Regions from separate parts of the Homo sapiens genome. Here region 2 is linked to region 1. Evidence: read pairs that join two places in POLR2A ChIA-PET (ENCODE). Cell type or tissue: PC-3. All regions are shown on one strand. Links, peaks and the distances in the headings refer to the core of each region. The heading gives the core; the rest is flanking DNA. Region 1 overlaps ADIPOR2 (adiponectin receptor 2). Region 2 has its middle 1.5 kb from the start of MIR3649.

Region 1 (2,903 bases), core at 270-2,769:
AACATTCCTACCCCAAGGGCATAGATGGGACCCTACATGAGAGAGTCTTAAGACCCGCAATCAAAAAGTCAGGGGAACATTAAGTGTGGAAAGCAGGCAGGAGAAAGAGGCCTGCCTCTGAGGCCTAACACTTCCAACATTATAATGAAAGACTGGAATAAAGGCTATGGGAGTTAAGGCCAGGAACCATGGAAGAAGACCAATAGATATCATAGCACCACAATAAAATAACAGGCATACTTGTGTGGGTCATTTCTGGGTTCTCTGTTCTGTTCTGTTACTCTATGTGTGTATTCTTTTGCTCATACCAACACAGTCTTGACTAGCTATGTAGTTGGCCTTCAGTGAGGTCTTTTTCGATTGTTTTAGCTATTTTGGAGCTTTGCCTTCCATGTAAGTTTTATAATGAGTTTTTATCTACAGAAATCCTTGCTGGGATCTTGATAGGAATTGTATTAACCTATAGAACAATTTGGACAGAATTGACATCTTTACTGAGTCAGTATATTGCTGAGAACATAGTATAACATATTGCTATTTGTTTAGTTTTTTTTTTTTTTTTTTTTGAGAAATGGGGTCTCATGCTGTTGTCCAGGCTGGAGTGCAGTGGTGTCATCATAGTTCACTGCAGCCTCAAACTCCTGGACTCAAGCAGTTCTCTCACCACATTCTCTTCAGTACCTAGACTACACAGGTGCATGCCACTAAACTCAGCTAACTTTTAATTTTTTTTTAGTGACATGGTCTTGTTGCCCAGGCTGGTCTCAAACTCCTGGTCTTGAAGTGATCCTCTTGCCTCAGTCTCTTGTATTTGTTTAGATTTCTGATTTATTTCATCAGCATTTTGGAATTTTTAGCATATAGGGCCTATACGTATTTTGCTAAGCGTATACTTAAAGTATTTAATTTTCTATGGAGCAGTTGTAAATGGTATTGTTAAAAATTTCAGTTTCTGCGTGTTTATTGTTAATATATAGAAAAGTAAATGATGGCTGGGCACAGTGGCTTATACCTTTAATCCCAGCACTTTGGGAGGCCAACGTGAGAGGATCACTTGAGTTCAGGAGTTCAAGACCAGCCTGGGCAACATAGCGAGACTCCATCACTACAAGAAATTAAAAAAAAAAAAAAAAGGCCAGGTATGGTGGTGTGCACCTGTAATCCTAGGTACTTGGCAGGTGGAGGGCAGGAGGATCCGTTGAGCCCAGGAGTTCAAGGTTACAGTGAGGTATGATTGCACCATTGCACTCCAGCCTGGGCAACAGAGTGAGACCCTGTGTCTCTAGAAAGAAAAGAGAAGTGATTGATATTTGAGTGTTGATCTTGAATTCTTCCTGAACTCATTATTTCTAGAATTTTTTTTTGTAGATCCTCAGTAACATTTTAAGATTTGTTTTGAAGTGTTTTATCTTTTTTCTATTGTGATGTATTCTTATTTCATAATGACCAAATATTGTGGGGTTTTAGGATGAAGGCTGTTGAAATCCATATATCAATTTTATGCCCCATCACATTGATGATTTTTCTTATTTATAATTTTTTCTTTAGTTGATTCTCCTGGATTTTATAGATAAAAGAGTCATATAATCTGCAAATAGTTACAGTTTACCTTTTTTTCCCCCAATTTTTATACTCATTTTTTTCCCTCATTTAATTATCTAAGACTTCCAAGATAGAGTTAAATAATGCTGGTAATACCATTTTCTGGCTTTAGACTCTTAGACTTGTTTGCTTTTTTTTTTTTTCTTCAAGGCATTGCATGCTAGTAGGAGTTCATTTTATTTCAGTAGGTAGAATGCAAATAGAGTAAAACATATAGTAAATTTCAGTTCTCTAGTGTGTTCTAGTATTGGGGTGTTCTGTTTTGTTAAATTTATGGGAACCTGAAGGTTGACATAAATACTTTTACTTCAACAGTTCTACTGTTGAAAGTCAATATTATAGGCCTTCCTGCTTTCTGTAGAGTGGCCAATATTTGATTTCTTTGTAGATTTTGCAGCACTTTATTTTCTTCATTCTTATTTTATCATACTTGTCAATTTAGAAAACAGTATTGATAGGAATGTATATTGATCTCAGGACTTTACTGGAGAGTTGATTTTCTTCTTTTTATTTTAAGGAGGATCCTTAAAAATTATTGGGGAACTCTTATTTGTTGTCATTTGATTTCTTCTTCTGAGATGAGGATTACAAAACAATTCTAACTAATGGAGCTTTTCAGTTTTTCTTTTTTATTACGAGATGGGGTCTTTGCTTTGTTACTCAGGCTGGAGTGTAGTAATGCCATCAGAGCTCAGTGCAACCTCGAACTCCTGGGCTTAAGTGATCCTCCCACTTCAGCCTCTTGAGTAGCTAGTACTACAGCCATGAGCCACGTGCCACCACACCCGGCTAATTAAAAAAATTTTTTTTTTTGTAGAGGTGGGTCTCACTTTGTTGCCCAAGCTGGTTTCGAACTGCTGGGCTCAAGTGATCCTCCTGCCACAGCTATCCAAAGTGCTGGGATTACAGGTGTGAGCCACTGTGCCCGCCTGAGCGTGCGTTTATAGTCTCATAAATGAGCAACATTCCTCCATATATAGCTCCTGCTGATGAAAAGTTTGGTGTGCTGATATTTTTCTTTTCTTTTCTTTCTTTCTTTTTTTTTTTTGAGATGGAGTTGCCAGGCTGGAGTGCAGTGGCATGATCTCGGCTCACTGCAGCCTCTGCCTCCCGGGTTCGAGCAATTCTCCTGCCTCAGCCTCCTAAGTAGCTGGGATTACAGGCATGCGCCACCACACCCAGCTAATTTTTTGTATTTTTAGTAGAGACTAATTTTTTGTATTTTTAGTAGAGGGTTTCACCATGTTGGCCAGGATGGTCTAGATCTTCTGACCTTGTGATCTGCCCGTCTCGGCCCCCCA
Region 2 (2,903 bases), core at 155-2,654, 89 kb before region 1:
TATTGAGTAACTGTGTCGTCAGCAAAGTCACCCCACTGCTTGGGTAACACCTTCAGATAGTATCCAGGCCAAAACATGTTAAGAAAAAAAATTCACTCACAGCCAGAACACTTATTCCTGTTTATCTTTTAACAATGCAAGGGTAGGGAAATTGTTTGGAAATCAAAACGTGGAAGTTCGTTCATCCTCCCAACTCGTGGAGTTCTAAGGCAGAGACTGGCTAAGCTTTTGTGGGACCTAAAAGTTATATAATCAGGGTGGGGCAGTTTAAATAATTACAAATACGGAATTATGAACAGGGCCTTAGAAGGCGAGGGAGAGGCCCTGAAACTTGAGCTTCATTCACTTAATGGAAAATCTAACTCTGATTCTAGGGGAAGAATCTAGAAGATTCCATGAAAATACAATGTTATAGAGCTTTAAATGACTTTCCCTAAAATACTTTTAATACTTCTTGCCTTAGTGGATCCTGGCTTTTCTTTGACAGTGTCATTCAGTTGAAAACCCTCTGGGTAAAGGCTCTTCGCCTCCTGGCAGCCCCATGCGGGCGGGAGGTGCTGCTCTCAGGGTCTTCACACCCCACTGTTGCAGCCCTCCGCCCACCCGTCTCTCCAGCCGGACCATCCTCTCTGCATTTTGGTCCCTGTCCTCCGCCCACCCGTCTCTCCAGCCGGACCATCCTCTCTGCATTTTGGTCCCTGTCCTCCGCCCACCCGTCTCTCCAGCCGGACCATCCTCTCTGCATTTTGGTCCCTGTCCTCCGCCCACCCGTCTCTCCAGCCGGACCATCCTCTCTGCATTTTGGTCCCTGTCCTCCGCCCACCCGTCTCTCCAGCCGGACCATCCTCTCTGCATTTTGGTCCCTGTCCTCCGCCCACCCGTCTCTCCAGCCGGACCATCCTCTCTGCATTTTGGTCCCTGTCCTCCGCCCACCCGTCTCTCCAGCCGGACCATCCTCTCTGCATTTTGGTCCCTGTCCTCCGCCCACCCGTCTCTCCAGCCGGACCATCCTCTCTGCATTTTGGTCCCTGTCCTCCGCCCACCCTGGGGCCCTTCTGCAAAGCACTGAGGTTCGGGGCGCATGGACGTCTTCCTCCCAGCCCCTCATCCGCCAGCGAGCTGAGCCGCGCCCGGGCCCCTGTCACCGCGCCACCGCTCCTTCGGGACCTGAAGCCTCCGTGCTCAGCGATCCCCCTGCAGCCCACTGCGACCCCCACCCTTGCTGCGCCCTCCGCCTCAGCACGGCCCTCCCGGAGCTATGTGCCCTCCCTGACTTCCTCTTCGCCCCTCCCCTGCCTGGCTCTCCCACTGCCAGTCACCCCAACCCCGCCCCAGCAGCAGCCTCGAGTTCCCTCTCCCCTCGAAGGCCTCGCGGCGGACTCGGAGCGGGGCAGGGAGGAGGCGGGAGGCGGCGGGGGGCGGGGGGCGGGGGGAGGCGGGAGGCGGCGGGAGGCGGGGGGCGGGGCCGCAGCTCCGCCCTCGGGAAATGGCTCCGCCTCCCTCGCCGGGAGCTGCCTTCAGGGGCCGTATGCAGCGACTCCCCACCCCGCGGGCCATGCCAGCGGACGGGCACCTCCGCGGGCGCAGAGCGAGTCACACGTGCATCCTCTCGCCCTTCCCCCGCTGCACCGCCCGCTGTCCAGCCCTCTCCTGTTTTCTCCCACTGCAGAGCTGGCTAAAGAACACTGCAGACTTGGGCCAATTTGCCCCTGCCCAGATTCCTGATTCCCGGCCTCGCGGCCCCACCGCTGTCTTCCTCTCCCCTCCCGGACTTCCTGTCGCCCCCAGCCCCAGCCCTCTGTGGCCGCGGCCTGCTCTGCCTGAGCTGCGCCTCCGGAGGTTCCGCCGCCCCTTCGCCTCCCCCTCCCCACTTCCCGCCTCCCCCCTCACTTCCCGCCTCCCCCTCCCCACTTCCCGCCTCCCCCCTCACTTCCCGCCTCCCCCTCCCCACTTCCCGCCTCCCCCTCCCCACTTCCCGCCTCCCCCTCCTCACTTCCCGCCTCCCCCTCCTCACTTCCCGCCTCCCCCTCCCCACTTCCCGCCTCCCCCTCCCCACTTCCCGCCTCCCCCTCCCCACTTCCCGCCTCCCCCCTCACTTCCCGCCTCCCCCTCCCCACTTCCCGCCTCCCCCTCACTTCCCGCCTCCTCCTCCCCACTTCCCGCCTCCCCCTCCTCACTTCCCGCCTCCCCCTCCTCACTTCCCGCCTCCCCCTCCTCACTTCCCGCCTCCCCCTCCCCACTTCCCGCCTCCCCCTCCTCACTTCCCGCCTCCCCCTCCTCACTTCCCGCCTCCCTCCTGAGAGGTCCGCTGTCGGGAGAGAGGACTCGGTGTGTGCTCCGCTCGCCCTCCGCGAGATTCCCTCAGGGCACAAGCAGCGCTTCCTGAAGCTCGGTTAGCCCCTCACCCACCAGCTGCAAGGACGGGGACCCTGCCTTTCTTATCGCGCATCGCCCAGGCCCTGGCCGGGAGGAGGGCCTCTAACCGGGAGGGGCTGCCCGCTCTTCCGTGCCCCGCCCCGCAGCGCACCTGCCCGCGAACATGAGGCAGCCGGGGGTCCGCTGGGGCAGAGTGCGGAGTGAAGGGGTGCACTGGGCACTCAGCGCGGCCCTTGGGAGGCAGGGCCGCCCCAGCCTGCCCTCCTGTCTGGGAAGGCCGTCCAGAAGCAGGAGCCCCGGGGAAAACAACTGGCTGGACGGGGCGGCCTTCAGTGTCTCTCCCAGCCTGAGAGTCGCTTCCCACCACCTGGGCACGAACCTGCTCTGCGATCTCCGGCAAGTTCCTGCGCCTCCTGTCGGTAAAATGCAGATCGTGGCGTCTTCCCTGTCCCCTGTGAGGATCGTGAGCCTATGCGTGTGAGGCCACCAAATCCCAATTCGTATGAACGTGCTGGAAGCAAGGGGGT

Evidence for each region. Peaks named below come from ENCODE experiments on the same cell type or tissue, not always from the same donor. Only the 100,000 strongest peaks of a DNase experiment are listed, where the experiment ranks them.
Region 2: POLR2A ChIA-PET joins it to region 1 with 14 read pairs; 7 of 35 experiments call an interaction of 5 or more read pairs at or near these places.

Annotation. Positions count from the first base shown.
Region 1 is chr12:1,749,287-1,752,189 of GRCh38, forward strand. The region is part of intron 1 of ADIPOR2 (adiponectin receptor 2); the gene reads left to right. Among named protein-coding and RNA genes, the nearest start is that of ADIPOR2, 60 kb to the left of the region's middle. In PC-3, for the core only: no CTCF peak of the experiment used is centred there; no DNase peak of the experiment used is centred there.
Region 2 is chr12:1,660,463-1,663,365 of GRCh38, forward strand. No RefSeq gene overlaps it. Among named protein-coding and RNA genes, the nearest start is that of MIR3649, 1.5 kb to the left of the region's middle. RefSeq lists silencers at 1,412-1,511, 1,602-1,691. In PC-3, for the core only: no CTCF peak of the experiment used is centred there; a DNase peak (open chromatin) is centred at 1,599; H3K4me3 peaks cover 363 bases.